Regions from separate parts of the Homo sapiens genome. Here region 2 is linked to region 1. A link is an interaction called in ENCODE POLR2A ChIA-PET data of the cell type or tissue named here. Cell type or tissue: IMR-90. All regions are shown on one strand. Links, peaks and the distances in the headings refer to the core of each region. The heading gives the core; the rest is flanking DNA.

Region 1 (6,566 bases), core at 1,337-5,336:
TGGTAAAAATCAATTGTACTTCTATATATTGGCAATGAACAATTAGAAATTAAGCTAAAAGCAATATCATTTACAATAGCATAAGAAATATGAAATACTGAAGGATAAGTATAAAAGATTTTCAACATTTATACATTGAAAGCTAGAAAATACAGCTGATAGAAATTAAGGAAGGTCTACATGACTGCAGAGATATACTATATAGGTTGGAAGATTCAATACTGATAAGTCAATTTTCTCCCAAATTATCTATCTTCCCCCCTCAAATTGATCTGTCTGTACGTCTGTCCATCCATCCATCCATCCATCCAATGCAATCTCCATAAAAACTCTAGCAGTTTTTTTTTTTGTAGAAATTTATAAGGCTTCACACGGAAATGCAAAGAATCTAGAATAGCTGAAATAACTCTAAAAAAGAAGACTGGAGTGTTGACATGATTTCAAGATTTACTATAAAGCTACAGTAATAAAGTATGTTATTAGTATCAATACAGAATATTATTAGATAAGTGAAACAGAAGTCCAGAAATAGAACTATATATCTATGGATGAATAATTTTTAACAAAGGTACAAAAGGAATCCAGTAGATGAATAGTCTTTACAACAAATGGTGCGGGAACAACTAGGTATCCGTATCTTCCCCTCCAAAAAGAAGAAACCGAAAAGAAAAAGAATGTTGACACATATCTTGCATCATATACAAAAATTTACTCAAAATCAATCAGATACCTAAATGTAAAACATAAAACTACAAAATTTCTAGGAGAAAATATTTGTGTCCTTTCATTTGTCAGAGAAATCTTAAACACGACACTAAAAGGCCAGTCCTCTAAGACATAAATTCACAAGTTGGACATCTAAAAACTTCTGTCTTCAAAAGACACTGTTAAGAGAATGAAAAGAGAAGTCATAAACGAGGAAAAAATATTTGTAAATCAAGTATCTGTTAAAGGACGTGCATCCAAACTAGATAAAAAAAGTTTCACAACTTAAAGAGGATGTTCAGATAGCAAATAGGCGCACAGGAAGATTTTCAATATCAGTTACTAGTAAATCCAAATTAAAGGCGCAGTGAGACATCACTACATAGTAGTAGAATATCAAAAGTTTAAAAGATTGACCACGCTGTGTACCAACAAGAATGGGGAGGAACTGAAACTCTCATACATGGATAGTGAGAACGAAAATGATACAACCACTTTGAATATCATTTTGCAGTTTCTTAAAAAGTTAAACATATACCTGTCAGATGATCTAGCCACCTACTCTTAAATATTTGATAGAATTCAATGGTGAAACCACTTGATCATGAAGTTTTATTTGGTGGATGGTTTCTGATAGCAGGTTCAATTTCTCAAAGGAAATAGAGACCCTGAGATATTTTATTTCACCTTGTGTTAGTTTTGGTAAGTTGTGCTTTTCAAGAAATTTGTTATTTTCATCTAAGTTGTTGCAGTTACTGGCATATATAATATCTCTTTATATTTTCTTATTATCCTTTCTATGTCTGTAGAATGTGTAGTGATATCTCCTCTTTCATTCCTGATATTAGTAATTTGTGTTTTCTCCCATTTTTCTTAAGCAATATTAAGATTCATAAATTTTATTTATGGGGTTCATAAATTTTATTTTTTCAAATAACGAATTCTGGCTTTGTTCATTATTGCTAATGTTTGTCTATTTCTTACTCCACTGATTTCTGCTCTTATCTTTATTATAATATTTCCTTCCTTTTTACTACATTGGGTGTATTAATTTCTTAGGGCTGCCATAACAAGTTACCACTAACTTTGTGGCTTAAAACAACCAAATTTTATTTTCTCACAGTTCTGGAGGCTAGAAGTCCAAAATCAAGGTGTCCCTAGGGCCATGCTCCCTCTGAGGCTCAAGAAAGTTTTTCCCTCTTCCTAGTTTTCGGTAGCTCCTATAAATCCATGGTGTTCTTTGGCTTATACAGCTCTATCACTCCAACTTCTGCCTCCAAATTCACATGGCCCCCTTCCTTGTGTACTTCTGTGTGACTTCTCTTCTTTTTAAAAAATACCGTCATTGGATTTAGGGCTCACCCTAATTTAGCGTGATCTCATTTTAATTTAATTACACCTGCAAGGTCTTAGTTCCAAAAAGGTCACGTTCTTAGATTCTGGGTGGACCTGAATTTTTGGGATACATTATTCAATTACACTGGGTTTAACAGATACATTTTAGAACCTCTGGATTCTGTTATGTTCCTCTCAAGTATGCTGATTTTTGTTCAAGTATGCTGATTTTTGTTCAAGTTAACTTAGCCGGATTCAAATTCTCTTCGGTTATAATAAGCAGCTGAAAAGTTCTTTCAGCTTCTGGGTGTTTCTTTATTTGCAGAGCTTATTAGGATTTCTTCTATACATATATGGTTCAGTAGTCAGCCAAGGATCTGGGGCAAGGCTTACACACACATTTTGGGACCTACCGCCTCTGCAGCTCCCTTTCTTTTAGAAATTCCTTGCTAACTTTCCAGTATTCTGCCAGCTTTGGGATTCTGTCCTTTGATACTTCAAGTAAGTAAAGCTGTGGCTTTCTGCCACCTGAAGCCATCCACAGATTGGAAAGAGTCCTTAAGCAAAATGCTACAAACTTGAAAATACAAGTTTGTCCTTATATTCCAAATATAAGTTTTGGTCCCTATATTTCAAATGTAAACTCACTTCCCACTTCCATCTGCTTTCTGCCACTCTCCAGTGCCTTCAAATAGTTATTTTTTGTATTTTGTTCATAATTCTTAATTGTTATCCATGGAAGGCTTAGTCCAAAAAGGCAATTCTTCCACTAACAAAAGCTGGAATTCAGACATGTTTTTATTATGGCTTTAAAATGCTTTAGCAAAGTGCGCATTCATTTGTCAGGCCAGAGGTGCCAGATGATGATTTTACCTCATTAACTCTGAGAGGAATATTTTTAGCTTAAAAATTCTCAGCAAGTAGTTCTTACAGTACAGCCAGTATAGCTACCTATTTATAGGTAGGTGTTAGCCAAAGTAAAAAAGACCTACTGAAGTTCCAGAAGCATTCAGCAGAGCAACCTGTCCCTATAGATCAGTATTACATAAAATCTACCTAGCAATTTTTCTAACCCTATCAGATTTCTGCTAATAAACAGAATCAGACAAAGAAGTAACAGATGTATTTAAACAAGTCATTTTTAGTGGAAAGAAAAAAGGGAGAAAGCAAGAACAAAAGTGACTAAGCTAGGAGACAGATATTTTCATCATATCTTAGTAATTAATTACTACAAAGGATGGTGGGAAGGACTCTTAAAAAAGCAACTCTTTTAAAAAGAGGAGGGAAAGGATCAACCTTCACTATTAGCAGACATCCTCAATAATTAAGAAGATATGATATTTACTTGGCAGCCTACAGTCTATTCTATATAGAGAGTAGGTCAATACCTAAACTGAATTAAAAAAAAACTAGGTTTTACTTTTTTACCCAACAATTAAAAAACATATCTGGGGTTTAGTTTTAACTATTTAGACTGAAAAGTACATTTCATCCTGAGATTTGGCAAATCTGTGAAATTCGAGAGTGTAACAGAATCGTGGAGAGGGTAAGAGAGAAATGAACTAAGTTAGATCTGGATTCTAGTTCATGGTTTATTATTCTATTACCCTGGGCAAGTGGAATTAACTGCTTTTGGAGGCAGTTTCATTAAATGTGAAACAAAGGACTTGGATGAAATCTTTAAGATTCTTTCTTAGTGCTAAAAAAAGCTTTACGTGAATCAGATTTTAAACATATGAGAATTGAGTGATACTGACTATGAACTAACCATGACTCAAATGTTATTTCCCTTGTTCCTTCACAGAATCCCTTTGCCACTTCATTTCTCCCCACTTCCCCATAATCTTTCGTAAAAAACAGGGTCAATGAAGTCAGGCATGTCTCTGAAAAGAACTCTCTAGAGCTGATGATTCTCAATCTAAGACCTTTCTAGAATTTGATCTAAAACTTTTATCTCACTCATAAGACATAGGGGAATAAAAGTTAAAAATGGGTGGGGGGGACTCCTTGGGAACAATCAGTTTATTTTTGAAAACACTATGTTCCTTGTTGAGGTGTCCTTTCTGTACAGTGCTCACCAGTGAGGATTGCTGCACCTAGTCTAAGACTTTCAGTCCTTTGAAAACATTATGTGATATGACAGGTGCTATATAAAAGCATGGGGTTTCAGGAGTTTAGTATTTCCTAGCAAGGCTTAGAGCTTTTTCCTTTTACTAGATCAGCTACACTCTCTATATATCTTAATTTACCTCTCCTTTGGGTCACAATCCTCTGTTTCTAATTTATAGCCCCTAAGATCATTTAACCACAGGTATTATATCAGGGTAGGTTATATGCTCAGACATAACAACTCTGTGACCTTTTGCAAATTACTTAACTCCTCTCTCCATCTTGATTTCTTACTCTGTAAAAGGGGATACATATACCTCATGGGGCTGTCATGATAATGTAGTTATTAGCATGAAACCTGGTACATAGTAAATGCTCAGTAAATGCTAGTGATGGTCATGCTTTCATCCTGTCTTCCCATTCTTGATGACGAACTCTGCTCAAGTCTTTTCACTTTACACATTTCTCAATCACTTTCAGGAGTCTTGGCAGCATCATGGACTTCCCCTCACCTTCACGTTTCAGTGCCATCTGTTGCCTACTCCTGATGTTTGTTCTTCCATAGGGGGAGAGGCTAATTAAAGCACAAAGCTACCCTCTTAAATTTTTAAGTGAATAGTACAGCATGGCTAACTATAAGCACAATGTTGTACAGCAGACCTCTAGAACTTTTTCATCTTTCATGATTGATACTTTATACCCATTGAACAGGAACTCCCCATTTCCTCTTTCCCCCAGCTCCTGGCAACCACTATTCTACTTTCTATTCTGATGGTTACTTTAGATGCCTCATGTAAGTGGAATCATGTCATATTTGTCCTTTTGTGACTGGCTTACTTCATTTAGCAGAATGTTCTCAAGTTTCATTCATATTGTAGCATATTACAGGATCTCTTTTCCATTGATATATAGACCACATTTTCTTGATCCATTCATCCTTTAACATTTAGGTAGTTTCTGTCTCTTGGCAATTGTGAATAATGCTGCAATAAACATAGGAGTGAAAATATCTCTGAGACCCTGATTTCAGTTCTTTTGGAAAAATACCCAGAAGTGGGATTGCTGGATCATATGGCAGTTCTATTTTAAATATCTGATGAACCTCCATACTGTTTTCCATAGCAACTGCACCATTTTACATTCCCACCAACAGTGTATGGGGTTCCAATTTCTCTACATCCTCACCAACACTTGTTATTCTTTCTTTTTTTTTTAAATAATGGCCATGTTAACAGGTGTGAGGTACTATCTCATTATGGTTTTGATTTGCATTTCCCTGACAATAAGTGATATTGAGCATTTTTTCATATACCTATTGGCTATTTGTATGTCTTCTTTGAAGAAATGTCTATGTAAGTCCTTTGTCCATTTTTAAACATTGTTTTGTTGCTACTGAGTTGTAGGAGTTTCTTATATATTCTGGATATTAACTCCTATCAGATACATGGTTTGAAAATATTTTCTCCTATTCCATAGATTGCCTTGTTACTCTGTTGCTTCTCCTTATCCTTCTCCTTAAGACAGGTCCTCATTCTGTCAGCCATGCTGGAGTGTGGTGACACAATCATAGCTCACTGAAGCTGCAGCCTTGGACTCAAGTGATCCTCCTGAGTAGTTGGGACTACAGGCGTGTACCACCGTGCATGGCTAATTTTTAAAGTTTTTGTAAAGACAGGTCTCACTATGTTGCCCAGGCTGGTCTCGAATTCCTAGCCTCAAGTGATCCTCCTGCCTCAGCCTCCCAAAATGATGGGAATACAGGCACGATCCACTGTACCCGGCCTGTTACCTCTTTTTAAGTACTAAAAATACTGATGCCAAATACTGATGACTCATCTGGCATAGAAATAATTTTAGTCTTTGTTTTTTTTTTTGCTGAATTAATAAAATTCATTAAGCATTGTGTTGGCATGTTCTTATACATTATCTTACTATCTCTGTTCCTTTAGTTCTTTTCCATTACATGTTCCATTTCATTGTCCATCTGGCAGTGTCTATTCTTTAAATTTTTTTTTTTTAGCTTTTCTTAAGTATCAATGAGTTAATTTTAAAGGTAATAAACTGTAACTTGTTTTCTTCAAAACTGCTTTTAAATGTTGCTAATTTCTATTCCTGCACACTAACTGAACAAGGATGCTGGCAATGATAACTTAAGACAGAGAAATGACATGATTCTGAGCTGCATTTTAGAAAGATTACTTTGGCAGCCAGGCATTATACTGATTAGATGACAGAAAGACCAGAGAAGCAGAAAAGATAACTGATGGGTCTTCGGCTTAATACCGGGGTGACGAAATAATCTGTACAACAAACCCCCGTGACACAAGTTTACTTATGTAATGAACCTTCACACGCACCCCGGAACCTAAAATAAAAGTTAAAAAAAAAAAAAAAGAAGAAGATGGAAAGACCAGAGG
Region 2 (6,566 bases), core at 932-4,931, 110 kb after region 1:
CTTTTCTTACCATATATTTTCTGCTCAATCTAAGCATTCTCTTAGTCATTTTCCTACTCACTCACTACCATCTAGTTGCTATCTTATTCCAGATTCAATTCCATTTCCTATTCATCTACTGATCTTCTCTTTCTAAAACTATAATTGGCAAATAATAAACTATTACCTATATAACATATACAATTCAATAAATTTTGTGTTTTTTTTTTTTTTTTTTTGAGACAGAGTCTCACTCTGTCACCCAGGCTGGAGTACAATGGCACAGTCATGGCTCACTGCAACCTCCACCTCCTGGGTTCTAGCGATTCTCCCACCTCAGACTCTTGAGTAGCTGGGACTACAGGTGTGTGCCACCATGCCCAGCTAATTTTTTGTATTTTTAGTAGAGATGGGGTTTCACCATGTTGGCCAGACTGGTCTCAAACTCCTGACCTCAAGTGATCCGCCCACCTCGGCCTCCTAAAGTGCTGGGATTACAGGTGTGAGCCACCGTGCCCAGCCGCAATTCAGTAAATTTTGATAAATATATACATCTGGTAAAACTACCAAAATCAAGATACTGAACATTTTCATTACTCTCTGGAAGTCTGTATGTGTCCCTTTGCAGGCAAACTCACTCTCAACTCTAGTCCCAGGCAACCACTGATCTTTTTCCTGTTTTTTTTTTTTTTTTTTTTGAGATGGAGTCTTGCTCTGTCGCCCAGGCTGGAGTGCAGCTGCACGATCTCGGCTCACTGCAAGCTCCGCCTCCCGGGTTCAGGCCATTCTCCTGCCTCAGCCTCCTGAGTAGCTGGGACTACAGGTGCCCGCCACCACACCCGGCTAATTTTTTGTATTTTTTAGTAGAGACGGGGTTTCACTGTGTTAGCCACGATGGTCTCGATCTTCTGACCTTGTGATCCGTCCGCCTCAGCCTCCCAAAGTGCTGGGATTACAGGCGTAAGCCACCGCAACCGGCCTTTTTTCTGTTATTTTAGTTTCTATTTTCTATAATCTTACATAAGCTTATATAAGTAATTAAATAGGTTATATAAGGAATTAAACAGTATGTATTCTAGTCTGGTTTTTCATTCAGCCTGTTTTACAGATCGTCATGTTGTTGAGTATGTTAATAGTTTGCTCCTTTTCATAGCTGAGCAGTATTCCTTTGTATGGATACCACATTTTGTTGTTTCCCTGCTGATAAACATTGTATTGTTTCCAGTTTTTGGCTGATATGTATAAAAGTGCTATAAATGTCCATGTAAAGTCTTTAAGTGGACATATATTTTAATTTCTCTTTGGAAAACACATAGGTGTGTAATGGCTGAGTTATAAAGTTTATAATTTTAGCTTCATAAGAAATTGCCAGTTTCCAAAGTGACTGGTGACTTTATACTCTCCCAGGCTGTGCATGAGAGTTCCTGTTCCTCCATATTCTCGCCAACACTTGGCAGTGAGAGCCTTTTTAATTTTAGTTATACTAATAAATACACAGTGGTATCTCATTCTGGTTTTAATTTGCAGTTCTCCTGATAATGGTGTTGAACATCTTTTCACGTGTTTAGTGACCACTCTTACATCTTCTTTTGTGAACAACTGTTCAAATATTTCATCCATTTTAAAACTTCAGTTGTCATAATAAAATGGTGGTTGTTTCAAGCCAAAAAAAATTCAGTTGTCTTCTTGTTAATTAGTAGTAAGGGTTTATTTATTTTGGATCAAGGGTGTCAGGTATATGTACACTGATATTTTCTCCTATTTTATGGCTCCACTTTCCATTTTCTAAACACTGTATTTTGAAGAACAAAACTTTTAAATTTAGGTAAAGTCCAATTTTGCACATTTTTCTTTTATGACTCACATTTCTCATGTCCTATCCAAGAAATCTTTGCTTGCCCCAAGGTTGCAAAGATTCAGTCCTAGCTCTTACATTTAGGTCTAAATCTTTTTTTTTTTTTTTTTTTTTTGGCGGGGGAGACAGGGTCTCACTCCGTCGCCCAGGTAAGAGTGCAGTGGCACCAACATAGCTCACTGCAGCCTCAAACTACTGGGCTCCAGCAATCCTCTTGCCTTAGCCTCTTGAATAGCTGAGACTACAGGCACACAGCACTGCACCTGGCTAATTCTTAAATTTTTTCTAGAGACCGGATCTTGCTAGGTTGCCAGGGCTGGTCACAAACTCCTAGGTTTAAGCAATCCTTCAGCCTCAGCTAAATCTTAACTTTTGTGTATGGTATGAGGTAAGGGTCAATGTCCATTTCTCCACTTAATTTCCCTAACATTTTTATTTAAAAATAAGTCCTTTAACTTTATTATTCTTTTGTAAAATTGCTTTAAACTTCGTTATCCTTTTGAAAAATTGCTTTGGGTATTCTAGGTCATTTGCATGTTCGTATTAGTTTGCAAATGTCTACAAATAGTTTTTTTCTTTGGATTATGTTCACTCAATTTGGGGAAATTGCTATTTTACCAATATTGGATCTTATAATCCATAAACATGAGAAATCTGTTGGTTGTCTTTAATTGGTCTTAACAATGTTTATTTATAATTTTTAGTGTACAAGTCTTGATCAAATTTTGCTAAATTTATCTCTGATAATTTTATGATATTGGATGCTGTTGTAAATTAAATTGTTTTTGGATTTAATTTTCCAATGGTTCTTTGCTAGAATATAGCAATACCATTCATTTTTATATAGTGACCTCACTGACCTTCTCTTCTGAACACATTTATATATGTAATTACATTTATATAAATGCAATTATAGAAATCTATATTACAGGTATTTGTGTTTATATATTGCTCTGCTAACATACAAACATATTTATGTAATGTAAAAGTAGTTAGAGTAGGAGAGGGGAATCTCCGCATTTACTCTGGAATACTGACATATCAAAGCAGGTTACCAGGGGCTTTATTTACACCAAATTTGGTAGAAATAATGATGATATGCTAAGGAATTAATTAGCTCTAGCATCAGGTTTCTTAAACCAGAAACGGAGATGGACAAAGATTACATTCTCAATTCTTCAAGCATGTCCCTAAATGTATACAGAAACTTTCTTTAATGTTCGTAGGAGCAACAATTTGGGGGGGCAACACTTTGAAACTTTGTGTTTTCCAACTTAATTCCAGGAAACAGATTTCAAGTTTCTCCAAGTGGGGATAAAGGTAGGTGGAGTGGAGGTAGTATAAGGCTGTAAGAAAATGAGGGTAACAAAAGAGCTGTAAAACTAGAAGTACTGTAAAGAATTGAAAGAGTATACCAGAAAAGGGCTTTACCTCACCCTGCATAGCTTTACTGCCAAGAGATGACTAAGTCAAATCAATTAATGTGGAAAATTATGCATCACTAAGACATTAATAGATGCCAAAGTCATGTCAAAAATCTGCCTTCGTCACTGGCAGTGACAGCATGGCAGCTGTCATGAAGTTCATAAGGTACCAACAAAAGAGAATGGCACAAGTGGCTGTAGGGGAGGATGCTAAGGTGAAGGTGTTAACAACCCAGGCCAGTAAAAGAAAGAACTTGTAGAGTGGAATTATAGTAGCTATTGTTCCAGGTGAAATAGTGTTCTTGTCATTTTTACTACCATCGGTGCTATGCTATTGTTCTCATAAAGCATAAGGAAGCCAGTTACATCACTTAATTTTTTTATATGAATAAGTCTGATTATTATTAAAAAATTTATTTTGTGTATGTATGTTCAAGCATGGAAGTCATACATATTCTTAGAACAGTGTAATTATGTGAAAAGGGCATGAAGTGAAGATCACCCCAATATTAACAGGAAAAGCCTGTTTATTCAGCACTTGCTACAGCAGGGGAGTCAGCCACAATCACCTGCATTTGGCAGAGACCCAAAGGCAGGCACAGGAATGGGAAAGTTTTATAATAGAAAAAAGGAAAGGCTTCAGATATGCGCTAACTGGAAGCACCTGGCTTGGAGAAGCTACAGGCAGGTTAACTAGAAACAGGGCATACCATGAGATTGATTAGGGGTGCATATTTGGCTTTCTCCAGTTGGTCTTAAGTTGGAAGCAAGGGCAAAAATTAGAGAGGTCATCAGTTAATAATCAAGCCCTGGCCATTTTGTCCTGATTGTTACAAGGGTTACTGTTATCTTCTTGGACTGTCTGCTAGAGACAGTGGTCTGACTTGTAGATAGCAGGTTGGTTTCTTGGGTTGGTTGCTGCAGACCAGAGGACAGAGTTCTATTTTTATATATGGTCACTGTCTGTCTACACACTCAGTCTCTCAAAGGATAGTGTTAAGATAAACTTCATGTATTTCTCTTTTTTCCTTGATTTTTGAGGATAAATGTGTTATATTTTGCTAACAGATATTTTCCTGAAATTCTCTTTGTTTTATAGACAATTATGTTATCTAATTACATTTATTCCCTTTCCCTCACACTGATTGATCTTAGGTGGTGGATATGGCAGAATTCTGATCCAGTAAAGTTTTACGCACCTTCCTTCTGATATGCCATTCGCATTTACCTTGTATGTAGCCTCCCTTCCATGGAAGAAGATAATTTAGCAGAAATTTAAAACAATGAAAAATCAAAAACCACTAAAAGATATACCACTCCCTACCCTCCTAACCCCCAAGGTAGTGAAATTAGATTATAAACACAGATTAAGAAGTCATAGTTGTAGTTGTTCAGGCTTATAAGCCTTTTTGCAGTAAATTAGAAAGTCTAAAGAGAAATTCTTAGTAGAGAGAACATATGTTATTTATATATATTTATAACATACTAAGTTTCTTCTTTTTCCCTTCCTCTGAGTTCTTAGGTTCATTTCACTCATTCAGCACACATTTAGTGAACACCTACTATGTTTCAGTGACTACATCACTATGGATACAGTAGCAGGCATAAAGGAGATGATGTATTAAATTATTTAAATGGGTGATTTTCATAATTTTAGTGTTTATTTTTCTTGTTTGGATGTTTGAGAAGAAATGACTGAGGGACTGCAGTTATTAAAAGTTTTCATTAGAAAAATGCTGTGATGGCCGGGGGCGGTGGCTCACACCTGTAATCCCAGTACCTTGGAAGGCTGAGGTGGGTGGATCACCTGAGGTCAGGAGTTCAAAACCAGCCTGGCCAACATGGTGAAACCCTGTCTACTAAAAATACAAAAAAATTAGCTGGGAATGGTGGCGGGCGCCTGTAATCCCAGCTACTCAGGAGGCTGAGGCAGGAGAATCGCTTGAACCTGAGAGGCGGGGGTTGAGAATGTGTCATTGCACTCCAGCCTGAGCAACAAGAGTGAAACTCCATCTAAAAAAAAAAAAAAAAGAAAAGAAAAGAAAGAAAAAGAAAAATGCTGTGATGACTCAGCTGTAGTTTAATTCTTTCTTCTCTCCAGGGCAACCAGCATATAATCAGTGTCATTATAAAAAATGTTACTTGGTTAGGGACGAGATAAGGCAGTTATTGTACTGGATAATTCACTGTATAGAATAAATTTTAACCAAGAAAATAAAATATCATTGCTCTGGTAAGGAACCAGAAAACAGCATCCATATTTTATGCCCTTCATTGTAATGGAAGTTTTACTTCTACACAAATGAATTCTAACCAATGCTCTTTCACTTTAAGACATGTAAAAGAAACTATGTAAAACAAATAATACCTTTAGATTTTAAGGGCAGCTTTCTGTTCCACAGTACCAAAGAGGATTTACAGGGATTAACAGAAGAGTAAGTCTTTAATATGTAGATATAGTAGGCATCTTGTGTTATAATACAAAAATGTATTATGTGCCTTTTGATACTCAGTTTTAATAAAACATTAATCATCAGATAACATTCATCAGATAACAACATTCCTTTCAAAATTGGTTTGCAACAGAGCCAAGAAACAGAAATCTAGACTGTATTTTAAAGCTTGTGGCTCATAATCCTCTTCAAACCCTTAAAGAAATTCTCCAGTTGTTTTGCATGATAGCTCTTATTCTCTATTAAAATTTTTTTTCTGGCAGCAATATAAACATCAGCTTCACCTACTCAGAATTATAATGTAACTATTGTGACTACTGTAGAAGGTAATATAAAAGCAGAAAATAATAATGCTGAGCATACTTCAATGATCTAAGAAATAGATTTGGGGCTGGGTGCGGTGGCTCATGCCTATAATCCCAGCACTTTGGGAGGCGGAGGCAGGCGGATCACATGAGGTCAGGAGTTCAAGACCAGCCTGGCCAACATGGTGAAACCCTATCTCTACTAAAAATACAAAAATTAGCCAGGTGTGGTGGTGTGCGCCTGTAATCCCAGCTACTCGGGAGGCTGAGGCAGGGGACTGCTTGAACCTGGGAGGTGGAGTGCAGTGAGCTGAGATCGCACCACTGCACTCCAGCCTGGGCGAGGGAGCAAGACTCCATCTCAAAAAAAAAAAAAAAAAAAAAAGAAAGAAATACATTTGGGACATTTGGGATTTGTGGCTGGATGAAGTAGACTATATTCTCTATCCCACCCCACTCCCAATCTAATGCCAACAGATTGAGTAACACCAAATGGAGATCAGAAGCAGAAAGGCAAATTTTTGAGCAATTCAGTATCATGCGTAGTACC

What was found. Peaks named below come from ENCODE experiments on the same cell type or tissue, not always from the same donor. Only the 100,000 strongest peaks of a DNase experiment are listed, where the experiment ranks them.
Region 2: POLR2A ChIA-PET joins it to region 1 with 8 read pairs; 3 of 35 experiments call an interaction of 5 or more read pairs at or near these places.

Annotation. Positions count from the first base shown.
Region 1 is chr17:63,277,256-63,283,821 of GRCh38, reverse strand. All of the region lies in intron 9 of TANC2 (tetratricopeptide repeat, ankyrin repeat and coiled-coil containing 2), which reads right to left. Among named protein-coding and RNA genes, the nearest start is that of CYB561, 170 kb to the left of the region's middle. In IMR-90, for the core only: no CTCF peak of the experiment used is centred there; a DNase peak (open chromatin) is centred at 3,811; H3K27ac peaks cover 360 bases.
Region 2 is chr17:63,170,917-63,177,482 of GRCh38, reverse strand. The region is part of intron 5 of TANC2 (tetratricopeptide repeat, ankyrin repeat and coiled-coil containing 2); the gene reads right to left. Among named protein-coding and RNA genes, the nearest start is that of TANC2, 210 kb to the right of the region's middle. In IMR-90, for the core only: no CTCF peak of the experiment used is centred there; no DNase peak of the experiment used is centred there; H3K27ac peaks cover 83 bases.